2 separate regions of the Homo sapiens genome follow, and region 2 is linked to region 1. A link is a loop called in an ENCODE intact Hi-C map of the cell type or tissue named here. Cell type or tissue: chondrocyte. All regions are shown on one strand.

Region 1 (8,000 bases):
AATTGGCTGCTCACGGCAGTATATGGCTCTGGGAGGTGTTTTGTGTCATCCTTTTATTGCACTCTGTGTTTATAGCACAGTGTGTTAACAGGCTATGTGATTAGACAGACTTTAAGACTGGTGACCATATAAGCATATTAGCCGCAATTATCTGGTATCTACCCACCCAGTGTGTTTGTATTAATCCTCGCCCTCTAAGGGCATTTGAGCTTTTGATCCCTCCAAGTTCACACTGTTTCTTTCCAAAGGAACTTATAATACTAGGCATTCCTCTGCTCAAATAAATAAATAAATAAATAAATAAATCCCTTTGTGTATTTCATGTCCTAGTTCAAACATCCTTTCAGCCACTCCCAACTGAAACGACTTCTTTCTTTTTCTGAATTTCATAAAATTTCAGTGAACTTCACTCAGCACTCCCAGTCAGCTGACTTCTGCTATAGTTTTTTTGTGAATAGTTCTCATCTCAATTGATAGGGTGTGTCGTTACCAGTGATCTTGCTCCTGGGGAAATAAGGCTTGGATTCTTCCAAGAGATCCACTCATGTTTTGAAACAGCAGACATCAGTCCAAGCATTTTTCTTATTTTCCCTTTTTCTTCTTGGTTGTTTTTTTTTTGTTTTTTTTTTGTTTTTTTTTTGTTTTTTTGACAGCCCTGCTTGCTTTCATTTGGAATTTAGTCTTGGGTTCTGATGCTTGTTATTGACTGACTAGTTTTGATGACTCTCTTAACTCACAACCAGATTTCTAGTGTTGACTTATCCCTGATACACATTAACTCTATTCATTCTAGGCTTTAGTGACCTATCTCTGCTTCTCAGAATATGACTCTGGGCTGCCCTCTTCTTATATTGGGGCTGCTACCCAGAATGAGCCATATTTACTGTCTAGGAAGAACTGGGACAGAAATGAGGATGGGAGTTTATGGAGAATCCTCCTTGGTGGCTCCCTCATACCTAGCACTGGTTTTTGTGTAGGCAAGTCTTTAATAAAAATGTGTGAATGGAAGAAATTTAAAAAATAAAGCAGTTATGGTAGCACGTCATGATGTGACAAAAGTATTTACTCAATTAATAATGGATGCACTTCTTTAGATGAGGTGCCATGGTAGATGCTGTATTCAAAGGTGAAAATATACGGTCTCTTTCTTCAAGGAATTTGCACTCTCCTGGAAGTTGGGAGTTATAAGGAAAGTCTGAGTGGTAAATTTGGACAGAGATGACAGAGAACTTATTACATTGTGGACCTTAGTCCCAGGTCCAGTTCCAAACATATCTTGAATATGTTAAGGGGAGTTACTGTTTCTGCACTGGAAATGTTCTCGCTGCTATCTGCAGAATAATGGCCTCTGGGGGAAGCTGGGTGAAGGATGTGGCAAGCAATAAACACAAGACCCATTTGAATCGTGAGCAGATTTCCTGGGGCTGCCCATTTCTACCCCCTTGTTAAATTTTTTCTGGGATTCTGGTTAGAAAAGGAGATTTTTCACATGGGGTTTAAAAAATTATGACACAGCCCCCTGGAAATCATCCTGTTTTTATTGGCATGCCTTTTAAAATAATGCAAGCTGCTGTGATAGGCAACTGAAATTCTGAATTCTTTTGGAAATGAGAACGCAATCTTACCAGTAAGGCTGAGCTTTTAAATAATGTCAGTTGATGGTGTGATCAGCGTTTTTTGACTATGAAGCAAGCTCTTAAAAAAATAGAACAACCAAAGTGATCTTCCTCTATATAAACTGTAAATTATCTTTCACAGCACCTCATTGGACTGGTGGCTTTGAGGGCTACATTAAGTAGGTTATCCTCTCATCTAACCGGCATTAGTATCTCTTGGGCTGCTGTGAGTGACACACGCTGAGTGGGGTGAAGGGAAATGCTGGTGAATTTCATTTTGAGGTGTGGGTTGCTGTTAGTCACTCTGTCTCTTGCCATTGCCAAGCACAAGCAATCTTCCTTCACCAAAAGTTGTTACCCAAGGGGAACATTGTCCCAAGCTGTTGACGCTCTCTATATCAAAGCAGCATGGCTCAAAGCAACGATTCCAGTAAGTATTAGGCTCTGCTTAAAATCATGACCTCAAGGACATTTACAATCTTGGATACAACTTATTTCTCTTTGTATTATTGTAGGAAGACCGCATAAAAAATATACGATTATTAAAAAAGAAAACAAAAAAGCAGTTTATGGTAAGTCAGAAAGTCTTCTTCTTTTTTACATTTCCACTTATTTGATGTTTATTTCCCCCTGCATTTAAATTTTTTTCAGAGAGTAATTAAGTAATGATCGGGGGACATTAAAAAACGATTCATAATTTACCATATGCAATTTCTTGTATCTTATTTTTAGAAAAACTGTCAATTTCAAGAACAGCTTCTGTCCTTCTTCATGGAAGACGTTTTTGGTCAACTGCAATTGCAAGGCTGCAAGAAAATACGCTTTGTGGAGGACTTTCATAGCCTTAGGCAGAAATTGAGCCACTGTGTAAGTATACACAACAAATACTGTGCATTTGATCCTAGAAACCTGTTTAGAAGTCAGCATGTAAGAATCTGTCTCACACCAAAGGGTGAGTAAAACGAGCTTTGTAATTGTTGGCTTGTAGTCCAAATGGAGAGGTCATCACCAGGGAAATAGCATTAAATAACTGTACATTACTCAGAATGCTGCTATTTATTATTTCTTAAAGAATGGCTCATAAAACACACTGAAGAGAGCTAAAGTAACATGACATGGTTTTCAAATAAATACTTTAAAATCATTCTCTCATTATGTGATTCCCAAGTAATCCATTCATCCATTTAATATTTCTTGAGTACCAACTTTGTGCCAAACACTATTCTAAGTCTCTCTTTCTCTCCCTTCCTCCCTCTCTCCCTCTCTCCCTTCTTCCCTCCCTCCCTCCCTTCCTTCCCTCTCCCTCCCTCCCTCTCCCCTTTCTCTTCCTCCACCCTCCTTCCCTCCCTCTCTCTTTCTTTCTTTTCCTTCCTTCCTTCTTTCTTTACTTCCTTTTCTTTCTTTCTCTCTCTCTTTCCTTCCTTCCTTCTTTCCCATAACAATAATAACTAACTGATGCCCTTTTTCTTATTTACTTATGTTTTTAAAAAAATATTTGTGCCCCTTTTAAGGCATAATCTCAGTAAAAAACTTAAAAAGGGATAGACATGCCTTCTTTGGTACCTAAATTATTTGATGCCTCAGTATGGTCACTGTCATAGCAAGCAGTGGAGAATTAATTAAGAAGGTAAAAGTGATCACATTTCTATGAAAAATTCCACAGCAATAAAGACCAGTGCAGAAAACAAAACAAAACAAAACAAAACAAAACAAAACAAAACAAAACAAAAACACTGAGCCAGAATCTGTGCAATGTTAGTCGAGTTGCCTCTGTGGGGAATATTGAAGCTTTTCTGTGCCCTTGGTTGGGGTCCAAGTATGCTTTCTCCAGCCTCCTGCAGTTGTAGCTTGCAGATGGTACAAAGGTTGGGTTGGGAGCCTTATTGCAATCCTTGGGAAGCCAGTTGGAAAGGAGCTCTTCATCCTGGGCATCATGGTCACTGAGACTTAAACACTGGGCCATTAGAGGGGGGGGGTGTTTATTTTTTAAGAGTTAAGATGTTTTTTTCTTGTGGTCAACTAAAGTGCTCCGTAACCCAAATTTCAGCCCAGAGTACATGAGGCATTTTATGAGTGTGAGTAGATCGGCTAGGTTAAAAAGAAAAAAACAAGCAAAAAAAAAAAAAAAAAACCACCAAATTTAAGTTCTCTATTTCTTTGCTTAGTTTGTGTTTGTTATACCCTTACTTAGGTTTGGATTGCATGTTTTTTTATAAACTCTCATATTTTATTAAAATTACAACACTGATAAAAAGAAATTACAAATTGATACCTCTTTGCAAAACACAGGGAGAATTCTCTGGGCCAGTTCTGGTGCCTGAAATTTTGTTCTATGCTTAAACCTATAAGACAACCTTATGAAGAAAGTACATGTGTAACTATAAATAGTCTCTTAAATTTAAGTTGCATTGTTAAATCCTTGCCTGATACAGTACAGAGTGTCTGGTCAGAACCCCCAAATCCATGTCAGGTTTTCATTACTAATTTGGTTTTGTTGACCCAAATAGCTAGAGAACACATAGCGACAGTTATAACCTAAAACGAACAATATTCTAGATGAAAAGCTTAGGAAACCTGGATATGTCTAGGAACTCTGGTTTTTCTTGGTTTGTTTCTGGTGAAGTTTTCCTAAAGTGGGTGGGACAGTGTGGCGCCGCTCTGGTTGGTTGTTGCTGCTTCCCAAAGGGTCTGGCTCCCTCCTGTGGCCAAATACGAACACATCATCTCATCAATCTCGCTAGGCAACACGTAACTCCGCGCTTTCCTTCTTCCCTGCTCCCACCTCAAGCCTATCAGTGTGAGCATCAGTTGTCTTACAAGCTGTGCAGTTTATGCCCTGGGGTAAAGCAAGCTCCCCCGTGAAACATAAAGCGGCAGGATTGGCCTGAGCGTTAGAAAGACTGCAGACATTGATTTAGGGAAAAGGTAACTGGCCTGGTGTCTATAATGTTTCAGCCAAACATAATTTTATATTTCTGGCAGCAGAAACTGGTATCTGTCTGTTTAATACAAATTAACTGAGCACCTACTCTATGAATCTCTGAATCAGTGGTTGGGAGAGGGCTTAGCAGACAGAAGTTATAAAACATGAAGTAAACAACATTAATTTAAATATGATATTTTGTTAATAAAAACGGACACTAAATGTAATCAATGTATAAATGGTCAACCTATTGAAACTAATTATACTTGCCGTATTTCCCCTGCCGTCCGTACTATTGAGGTTGTTGTGGGAAAAATAAGTAAAACAAAGCTCTGGGGATTCAGAGCAGTAGTGATCAAGTCACAATTGGTCAAGTCCCTTCTTGAAAGGGGGGACTGTGAGAGGGGGCCTTCCGTTCTGCACGCTCTGAGCTTTAGAAAGCTTTCCGCAGAACCTTGACATATTTTAAAACTGATCCAAGGCTTCTTCCACGATCGGGAGACAGAAGGAAATGGCCCATTCTGTTTCCTGGAGGCGGTACTCTGGGATAATGCTTAGGTTAGTATGATGCTATAGGCTAAACAGGATTCTGAGGGGTTGATTGAGCAATGAATGCTGCATTGGTAGTGCTGCTGCAGAGTTAAATGCTGTCTGTGTTCTGAACAGCTGATTTACACAGAATTTTGGCACACAGCCTACTTGCTTAATGTGTGCACTTAATATTTGAAATTATGCCAACAATAAAACATTGGTTTGTGTTCTTCTGAAAGTTTCCTCTGCCCCAAACCTTGGGAATAATTTTAAAAAAGCAAAACATATGATATTGATTGCTTTAAATCATTTGAAGAATCCAGTAATTATGTATTTTGTATCTTAATACATTAAAGGTAATAGTAAGGATTACTACAGCTCTTTATAAATTGTTAGCTTGTGCATGGGATTTTTAAATGCTCTTATCAGTGTACCTGTTTTATTTCTGTTGACAATTTTTAATGGATACCAGAGTTATTAAAAGATGCTTACTCTGCTAAAGTTGCAAAGACATTTTAATTTGTGATGGTAACTTTTTTTCAGATAATTATATTTTACCAAATAGGGTATGACTCTGGTTGGATTTGTTGATTACATGCTGAATTAGGTGAAAATTTTCACATATCAAGAGCAAAGTACTAAATTATTCCTTTAAAATTTACAGTAGCCTTCCCTGGTAGGTTTAATAGGAGTATTTGGGTTGGGGAAATATTGCAATTCCAATGATGGAATACTTATGTACTATATTACCAAATCTCATTACCTGGATTATATTTGAGTTATCCTTGGTGGGTGTTGTTTTGTATCACCAGAAAGAAAAACTTAAAGATGAACTCTGGTATAACCCGGAAGTAGTTACTGGATCACATGTTGTCAGCTAGAGATGATCAATATCTATTTCACTTGCAGTTCATTTGCATGGAACTTTATGATTACTGGCTGCAGATAACAGTACAACTCTTTTGACATTCATATCACCAGCCCACTATTGAACATTTCTAGGTTTTAGATAGTTCAAAATTCAGATATAAAAATAAAATGCTCATGGTGAGCAACTGGTCCTATCCACCTCCTTTCCATTTATTCTTTTTTATTCCTGTTCATAGGCAACATTGTGTCACTCATTACTATTTGATAAAGGTGATGAAATAAATAATTGCCACATTTTGAGGGTATGGATTTGCACTTGATGGATATTCGTCAAATGGCTGAGACCTCGTGCTTTCCTTCCTTTTCCTTCCTTCATTCCTTTCCTTTTCCTCCCACCCCATTCCTCCTTTCCTTTAATATACTTAAAAAACTGTCCATGTGCCTGCTCCAGAACAATTGCCAAATGATGAATTTGTCAATGACCAAGTTGTTGAATTAGTTTTTTCTTTTATTTATTTAGTTTTAGTTGACTGGCTTTGTTTTGTCTTCATAAGAAAGAAGCTTTTGTGTTGAGGACTGTTGTGTTCGTTTCTGTTCCTAATTCCCACTTCTGGAAATAAAGATCAAGTAGCAGGGAGAGGGGAGACTTGAGGGCATAAAAATCATAAGATCAGAATGTTTCTGAGCATGCAGAATTCTTATGACTATATTTAACATTAATATATTTGTATACAAGGGAGAATATATAAGAATTTGGCCAGGTACGGTAGCTTACGCCTACAATCCCAGCACTTTGGGAGGCCGAGATGGGTGGATCACCTGAGGTCAGGAGTTCGAGACCAACCTGACCAACATGGCAAAACCCCATCTCAAGAAAAAATACAAAAATTAGCCAGGCGCGGTGGCGCATGCCTGTAGTCCCAGCTACTCGGGAGACTGAGACAGGAGAATCTCTTGAACCCAGGAGGTGGAGGTTGCAGTGAGCCAAGACCGCACCACTGCACTCCAACCTGGATGACAGATATCTATGACACCTTCTTATTATCTTAGTGTCTTTTGAAGAGATTTTACATTTTATGAAGTACAATATAATAGTTTTTTCTTTAATGGACCATGTTTTGGTGTCATATTGAAGAAATCTTTATTTAACACAAAGGTCATGAAAAAATTTTACATTTAGAAGTTTCCTCATTTTAAATATCACATTTAGATCAATGCCTTTTTAACACATCTATTGACAGGATTGTATGATTTTTAATTTTTGGACAATTGAAACAATGAATTACATTGATTTTCAAAGTTAAACCAATCTTGCATTTCTGGGATGCACTCTACTTGGCAATAATATATTATTTCTTTCATACATCACTAGATTTAATTTGCTAAAATTTTGCCTAAAAATTTTGCATCTACATATGTTAGATGTTAGTCTACGGTTTTCTTGTAATATCTGTGTCACTTTGATACTAGCATAATCCTGGCCTCATAAAGTTGAAAAGGGTTTACCTTTTCAATTTTCAGAAAGTGTTAGTATAGACTTATTTTTTCTTAAATGTTTGGCAAGATTTACCAGTGAAGCCATTTTTGCTTAGAGTTTTCTTTGTGGGAAGATTTTAAACTATGTATTCTATTTTTTAGTAGATGCAAGGTTATTTTTTCAGATTATCTATTTCTTTTTGAAGGAACCTTGGTAGTTTGTGTCTTTCAGTGATTTTATTCATCTCATCAAATTCACCAAATTTATAGCCAGATAATTTTTCATGATATTTCCTTAATATGCTTTTAATATCTGCATAGTACAGGATGATGTCACTTCTCTTATTTCTGATATTGGTAATTTTTGTCTTTATTTTTTCTTTCTCATGGGTCTGGCTAAAAATTCATCAATTTTATTGATTTCTCAAAGAACCAGTTTTTAGTTTCATTGATTTTTCTTTATTACTTTTCTGTTTTTATTTCAGTGATTTTTATTCTGAACATTATTATTCATTTTCTTCTATTAAATTTATATTTAGTCTGCTCCTTCTAGTTTCTTAAGCTAGAAACTTGGGTCATTAACT
Region 2 (8,000 bases), 520 kb before region 1:
GCCTCCACTGTCCCTCAATGCAGCACAGCCTGGCTCCTGCCACCACCCCTCTAATGCTCTCCTAAGGGCACTATGATCTCCATGGACATGTCCAGACTCCCTGTGGCCCTTCCTGCGAGCCCTCTTTGCAGAACCTGCAAGTTTTGCTTGGAAGAACTACCCTCTGGTTTGTACTCCTCCCTCACTGCCTCCTGCACTTAACAGTTTTTAAGGCAGATGCCTGCCTTCCTCTTTCATCGCCCTGACTGATGTCTTTTACTATTTGCTGAGATCTACTGCTCTTCCCTCATCGCTTGAGCATCCTTAACCTTATATTGGCCAGTCTCCTGGCCATCTCTACTTATATAATCTGCAGGAACTTGTTTAAAATCAACTGGTGCCTTTTTTCTACAAATGGGCTCCTCTTGTGTGTTTCCAATAATTGATGATATAATCTCCCTCAGGGATCAGAGCCTTACTTTCCTCTCTCTCACATTCAGTCAGGTTCTCCTATGTTCCCCAAAACGCCCCTGGAGTGCCTTTTAACCTTTCCCTGTCCATTCCCACCGCCCTAGCCCAGGCCCTTCCTGCCTGTCCTGTGAAGTACAGGTAGGTTCCTGACTGCTCTGCCTTTTACCCTTCCTTCCCTCTTACCCACCCTTCATTGCCATCAGTTACTTTTCTAAAGACAGGGGAATGATCAAGTCAGTCCCTGTCTGAACTCCTCTCCTGGTGCGTGCTCAATAAAGATATACTTCCTTAGCATGGCTTCACGACCCTGACATCTGGTATCACCCACTCCTCAGCCTTGTCTTCTCACAATGCACCTACTGCCTAGCCTCACCAAACAAATCAAGTTCTCCAAAAATGCTCCAGACTTTCACACACACTGCAAGGAAAAGACCAGCTGTCCTTCCCTGCTGAGCTCATTTCTGTGTGCCCTTCAATTTAAATTGTTAACTTTTCCGTAAAGTCTTACCTCACCGCCCCTCTTTAAGAGCTGCCACTTCCTCCTTGGTGTTCCTCAGAATTTTCCTCCTACCTTGGGGTACATATGCTACTGTGACCAGCTGTCTCTTTGTGTTTCTACACTGCTGGACTGTAGCTGCTTTTCATCTTTGTATCCTCAAGGGTGAACATAATGCAGAAAAGATGTCTGCTGAACGAATGAATGAGTCAACCATCTTTCTACAACTCAAGCTAATAGCTGGTCACTTGTCTTTTAACTCCTTTTAATGTCTCCAGCAGTATAAGAGAAACAACATAGAAATTATCCCAAGATACTGTGGGCAGATACAACTTTCTTTAAGAGGAATGTTTTGGGAATATACCTATTTTGTAATGGTACCTTTACCACTTACTGATAAGAAACTGTCCATTAATCTACAATCATTCCTTGGTCAATCTCATGTCAAATATCTACCTTAGGGATATAGAATCCTTTGATTCTAATCTATAGCAATTTTGAGACTTGTGTGAACAAAAATGGTCATAGTGACAGAGATGGTGAGTACTCTGAATCTATTACGTATAAGGAGTACAATTACTTGCTCTGTTTAATAAATTGCCTATACTAGGCAAAAACAAGTGCATTTAACAAGAAAGATGAATAGGAATGTTCACTAGCCTCTTCTTTTATTTAAACTGCTTCTCTGCCACTAGAAAATGTATTTCACTGCAGAATATTTTCAAATACTGTCTCTGACATGATCACTACTAGAATGTTTAAGATGCCAGGGCTCTATTACTGAACTCCTAAAATTTCAAACAAGAATGCCTTAGTTTAATAACCAGTGGATGTTTGTGAAAAAAATAAAATTGGTTACACATTTTGGCTTTGATTCCCCATGCAGGCACACCCAGAATTTCCAGACCAAGGTTTTCAGTATAGAGAGAATACCGTTTCACTGTCCCCTACAGCAAGTTATTTTTTCTCCACTAAATAAGAATCAAAAACCATACTTGTTAGGATTTTATGGTAATGAAGTAAGTGAATCCATGAACATATTTTTAATGAATATCTGCTATAGGCAAGGCACTGCGCTTGCACAAATGGAAAAATATTCATTAATATAAATTACTCTATATTTATTAATATAGAGTATAATATTGTAATAATCTATATTAGACACATTATTAAAAGCCAATAAACAAGTTGTAACAGCAGTATAATTTTTGAGGCAAAAACATCTAAAAATCTGAAATTTTTCATTACTGTTCAGATTTCTGGAAGTATACTCACTCCTTCACAACAATGTTAAAAGTAAAGAGTAAACAGAAAACATAACAAACTTAGGAAGTAAAAAGTCTTACTAGGTATTTTGTAAAGATTTCCCAGAAAATAACTTCACCCCAAGCTGAGACTGTTAAGCATGGATATTATACACTTACAAACAGGTAGGTATTTGGTGAGCATCACACACCCAAGTTTCTCTGTCTCCTTTCTTCTCTTCACCTTGAGTCAGACAACTTATGCAATTATGCTTTCTTCCCAACAGTCTATTGTCTCTATACTGTATTTTCTAAACCTTGGAATACAGCTTCAAAATTTATGAAATCTGCTAAAAAGGCACATAAAGAAAAAAAAATTACCAACCACTTGATAAAGGGATGTAACTAAAACACCAAGAGCAGCAAACACCATTCCAAGGAAATTAAACTTCACATCGTAATAAGAATTTAGGATTACACCTAAAGTTATAGGAATCTGTAACGAAAAAGAGGTAAATGTTGTTCAGATTAAATTCAAGAGACAAAAATTTAGTATTCCTTTCACAATGTCTTACAAGGCTAATGATAAACACATAACTGGGAAACAATGAACCTGTATAAATGTTTTCTGTTTTGACTTGGGAAAACTAGTTGTTAATCCTATTTCCTAAACGTGAAATATGACAAATCTATATTGATATTCACATTTAATTCCATTCTAAATTTGTGGTAAATATATTGCACTTTGCAAGAAAATACCACATGAATACAAAGGTGAGTAAATGGATCCCCAAACTAGTGTCTAAACAGCATAAGCATAAATATAAAACAATAAAAGCATAAAGACCTTAAATATAAGGCCAGGCACGGTGGCTCACCACTGTAACCCCAGCGCTTTCGGAGGCCAAGGCGGGCAGATCACCTGAGGTCAGAGTTCGAGACCAGCCTGATTAACATGGAGAAACCCCGTCTTTACTAAAAATACAAAATTAGCCGGGCGTGGTGGCGCATGCCTGTAATCCCAGCTACTCGGGAGGCTGAGGCAGGAGAATCGCTTAAACCCGGGAGGCGGAGGTTGCGGTGAGCCGAGATCGTGCCATTGCACTCCAGCCTGGGCAACAAGAGTGAAATTCCGTCTCAAAAAGAAAAAAAAAAAAAAGAAAAAGACCTTAAATAAGTTACTAAGTGCTAAAATTGAGTCCACCTCCTTTTATTTAAAGATGCAGACAGCTCTAAAGTATGGTGCTGCAGACGTTTTGAGACCTACTTTATGCTACATCTTTTCACGTTTTATCATACACGATTTGATTCCCCTGGGGGAGAAAGGCTGTTTTTGTTTGAGCTTTTGCAGATATTCTGATAACACTGGACTGTACCACCCAATACAGCTTTTTTTCTTATCGATCACAGCATTTAACGATTTCCATCAAATGGCAGCTACTAAAATTCACACATGCCCACTCTTCTGGGCTGACAAGATGGCCTTTTCCCCCTCCCTAAAATAAGCCTAAAAGTTCACATGCCCACAGATGACTCATTTGTGGATTTCAAGATGAAGGGAAAGACCAGTGTGCGTTCGAATTTCCCGGGGCCAGTGCAGGAGGTGGGTCGGGAGAGCGGCGCCTTGGGAAGCTGAAGCTACTCACCAGCGTGAGCTGGATTCTGGTGGAGAAGGTTTTCTGGTAGCAGAAGGTCTGGATGGCTATGATCACCGGCGTGGTCATGGCCTTGGCCAGCTGATAGGTGCCTATGGTGTTGTTCTGCAGAGAAAGGTTAGTGAAGACCACAAAGCCACAGAAGCTGAGGGCCAGGAGGAGGAGCCTGGAGGGCGGCAGACTTTTGGGGGCAAAGATGTCCAGCTTCTGGCAGATATACAAGCCCAGCCAGGTGACCACGAAGTGCACCAGGGTCAGGCTCATGTTGGGGAAGCCGTGGTACACATAAATCCATTTGTTGAGGAACACAATGCAGATGGACACCAGCAGGTTGAACAGGAGCCCGGCGGCGATTCGCCAGTGGCCCCGCACTCGGTCCACCAGCAATGCCATGATCCCCGCGAAGCTGGGGCCGTCTAGCCTCGGAAGGGGCGCCGGGCCTGTCTCCGGCTGCCCTTCTACTCCACCGCCGCGTCCTCGCAGACGCCGACCTCACCGTCTGACCCAGGAGTGGCATGCACAGATCAACCCCGGGCGAGTAGCACTCTTAACAGAGGACACACACCCCGCCGCCGCCCTGTAAGCCAGCTAGGACGCCGCAGCACGTCCCACGCCCCGCTCATCTCCGCCCGCAGCCACGTGACTCGGGGCTCCAGTGCTTCCGCCCCCGAGCCGCTGGCTGAACGGCCGCTACCCTGCGCAGGCGCGCTGAGCCTTGGGCGCGCGACGCTTGCGTCTTTGGGTCCTATCCTCTGGGTCCCCGACCCCCTTGGTCACCTAACGCCTACCTGACTGGACCAATCTAGGACCCCTTTCTTGATGTTTGTTTCCTGTGTGTCATTGACCCGATTTGCTAGACAACTTCTCTCTGGCTGTGCAGACACTGTTAGCCAATTTTACGTATTAAATGCTGAGCAAATTTAGTAGCCCTCGCCAGAGGGGGGAAAGAACTTATTGAAAGCATGTTTTTATTTTTTATTTTTGGAAAAAGACATTCAAAATTTACTTTCCAACAGACAGCATCATCGGGTATAACTACAAGGGTTTCTCCTTAGATCATACATTCACAAAGCATTATTAGCTCAACAGTGAGAAAATGTGTTCTCTAAAGATGTCCCCTTGACAATGTAAACGAGTGCTACTGTGTTCACTTACAACTCGAGAAAAAAACGTACAACCTGGCAAAACCGTATATATATACAGCTGTCTCTAGGGGTGCATACAAATATATATATATGTTTTGGATCAGGTCAGGTGCAATGACTAAGAGATAGAACTTTGAGTAACAGTCTTGATCGACAGTAAGGTCCTTCACACAGAAGTCAGGTTCTTCCTTTCTCCTTCCTCCTTAAGTCGATAAAGAAAGATTATATATTGTAGATATTACAGGTACAAAAGGAGATTTTTAAAAAAGGAATCACAAAAACATCTTGAATGTCCAGCTGTTCCTGCCAATACATCAATTCTTAGTTTTAAGACAGAGTCTAGGATTAATTCAGCAGTCATAAAATTAAAAAGAGAGACTGTGGTACAAAAAATTTAAAATAAATGAGGAAGTAGGGCATGGTGGCGTGGGCCTGTAGTCCCAGCTATTTGAGAGACTGACGTGGGAGGATTGCTTGAGCCCAGGAGTTGGAAGCCGGGATGGGCAACATAGTGAGACCCCCATCTCTAAATTAAATAAATAAATGAGGTAGGGAAATTAAAACTTTCACACCCAGGACATGCCTGTTCCAACTTTGTAGCCTTCATGCAATGCTCAAGGAAAAAGTCTTCATAATTCCTTGGCATAAGTCACACCAAGAAAAGTTTTTAAAACTTAGTATGCGAACCTGTGATAGGCAACACGCCCTTCCCTGAGTTTCCTCTCTAGAATGAAAACCCAGTTCTTCAAGAGTAGGCACTGAGGAACTAAATTAAGTTGCCTGAAATTTCCCACTCAGGTGCCCACCACTTCTGGTGTTCAGGAAGAGAGGCATTTGGGAATTGTGAGGAGCACATTGGCACTCTTGGGGCTCCAACTGAACTGTATTTAAATAAGCAGCAACACACACATTGACTCCCTAAGGACTCAAAGGAGTCCAATTGGCTGGGTGCAGTGGCTTATGCCTGTAATCCCAGCACTTTGAGAGATCGAGGCGAGTGGATCACTTGAGGTCAAGAGTTTGAGACCAGCCTGGCCAACATGGCAAAACCCCGTCTCTACTAAAAATACAAAAATTAGCCAGGCGTGGTGGCAGGCGCCTGTAATCCCAGCTACTAGGGAGGCTGAGGCAGGAGAATCGCTTGAACCCAGGAGGCGGAGGTTTGCAGTGAGATATCATGCCACTGCACTCCGGCCTGGGAGACAGAGCAAGACCATGTCTCAAAAATAAATAAATAAATAAAAATTAAAAACAAGTCCATTTGAGGGCATCCTAATTAAGAGTCTAAGGTTGAAGGAATTTTGTAATTCCACAACCTTAGTGGGTTTCTGTGCTGTGTTTTTTAAAGGACATTCAAAAAACAAGGCACAACAAAAGACAAATACAGAGTGGGGGACATGCAAAACAAGTTCCTAAATAGATGACAGACCTTGTCCATTTACCCACATACGGTTACGATGGAAGCATACAATATTCCTCCTCCTCATTTAGGCTAAGTAGTTTTCCCACTGTTGTTCAACAAATAGGTAACAGTCTTTGGAAATAGTCACCCTGGGTTGTACAAAGTTTCTATATATACAGTTTGTTGCAAGTAACAAAACTACTTTTAAGACTCACTTATTTCCCCTCCCCACCCCAAATCTAGTCTGTATTTGTTTTGGTATGAATTTTTTGTTTTTATTTTTTGCAAAGTAGCATAGCAATAATCATGATTACAGGACTGCATGAGCTGTAAAAATCATTTGCATATTAGTAAGAATAAAGAAAACAGGAAGACAAGATGAATTCTTTAGAGAAATAAAACAAAAAAAGCACATAATATAGAACTGATCAAATTCTATGATCCCATCTCAGGCTTCCCAAGCCAGCTGTCTCTAGGGGTGGCATCTATAAATACATATTCAAGAAATTCCTTAGATGATTAGCAAGTTTGGGGAATTACTGTTTTCTATTAGAATCACATTCTTTTAGTTGTCTCCTGTTTATAAGCCCTACACTCTAGCCTATTTGGTGTATTTGTTGGTTCATAATAATGCCCAGCATTTATCATTTCTTGCTCATACTGATTTCTTAATCTATAGAGCCTCATCCTTCTTGTGTCACTCTTTGCCTTTGCAAATTCAGTGCATTACTCAAACCCCAAACCAATACTACTTCCTGAGAGTCTTTTCAGCTGGAGAGAGGTTCTTCCTGCTCAGACTACTTGTAATTCTTTCTTTTTTTGGAGACAGTGTCTCGCTCTGTCCCCAAGGCTGGAGTGCAGTGGCGTGATCTCGGCTCACTGCAACCTCTGCCTTCCAGGTTCAAGAGATTCTCATGCCTCAGCCTCCCCTGAGTAGCTGGGATTACAGGCACCTGCCACCATGCCCGGCTAATTTTTGTATTTTTTTAGTAGAGACAGGGTTTCACCATGTTGGCCAGGCTGGTCTCAAACTCCTGACGACAGGTGATCCACCTGCCTCGGCCTCCCGAAGTGCTGGGGTTACAGACGTGAGCCACTGCACCCAGCCACTACTTGTATTTTTAAATGACACCTTTTAAATGTACTTATGGTATTTCCCCTATTAGAAGAGCGGGATCTGTAATCTCCAATATATTCAGTGCTTACTGTGTGCCAGGTACTACGCTAAGTCTTTATATGCTCTTATTTTGATAGGAAGTTTGCTAAATGAAAGTTAAACTAGAAATGTCTTCAAAATAACTAAAATAATAATAGCATGTTATGTTAGAAAAATTCTTGTTATAGTCATCTTCTTAATTTTAATATTCAAAAATACTAAATTTTATGATAAATAAAAAATTACGTACCTGGCTTAAAAATAAATCTACTTTCCATCATCTTTATGATTTTAAAATATCAGAATGCTTATGATTACAGAAAAAACTAGAACAGAAAATTTAATTTTCTTATTACATGAAAAAGAGACAACCCTGGAATTTGTAAAAACAGAAAATTTTAATTTTTATATAGTTTTATTAACAAGCACACAGAGAAACGCTGATATCCCTA

What was found. Hi-C counts contacts between places; a loop is a spot of excess contacts. Peaks named below come from ENCODE experiments on the same cell type or tissue, not always from the same donor. Only the 100,000 strongest peaks of a DNase experiment are listed, where the experiment ranks them.
Region 2: a loop joins it to region 1, with 3 times the contacts of the local background. A loop is called at or near these places in 4 of 110 quality-filtered maps.

What each region holds. Positions count from the first base shown.
Region 1 is chr12:68,219,632-68,227,631 of GRCh38, reverse strand. IL26 (interleukin 26) reads left to right here and starts at 1,822. Exons shown (of 5, transcript NM_018402.2): 1 at 1,822-2,046; 2 at 2,132-2,188; 3 at 2,349-2,483. The coding sequence starts at 1,876. In chondrocyte, CTCF peaks have their summits at 4,121 and 4,320 (motif pointing left); a DNase peak (open chromatin) is centred at 4,291.
Region 2 is chr12:68,742,616-68,750,615 of GRCh38, reverse strand. It overlaps NUP107 (nucleoporin 107), which reads right to left. Exons shown (of 28, transcript NM_020401.4): 28 at 4,807-8,000. It overlaps SLC35E3 (solute carrier family 35 member E3), which reads right to left and starts at 4,440. Exons shown (of 5, transcript NM_018656.5): 1 at 3,837-4,440; 2 at 2,576-2,686. The coding sequence starts at 4,238. RefSeq lists enhancers at 3,418-3,607, 3,968-4,077, 4,128-4,227, 4,077-4,767. In chondrocyte, a CTCF peak has its summit at 4,376; DNase peaks (open chromatin) are centred at 3,805 and 4,455.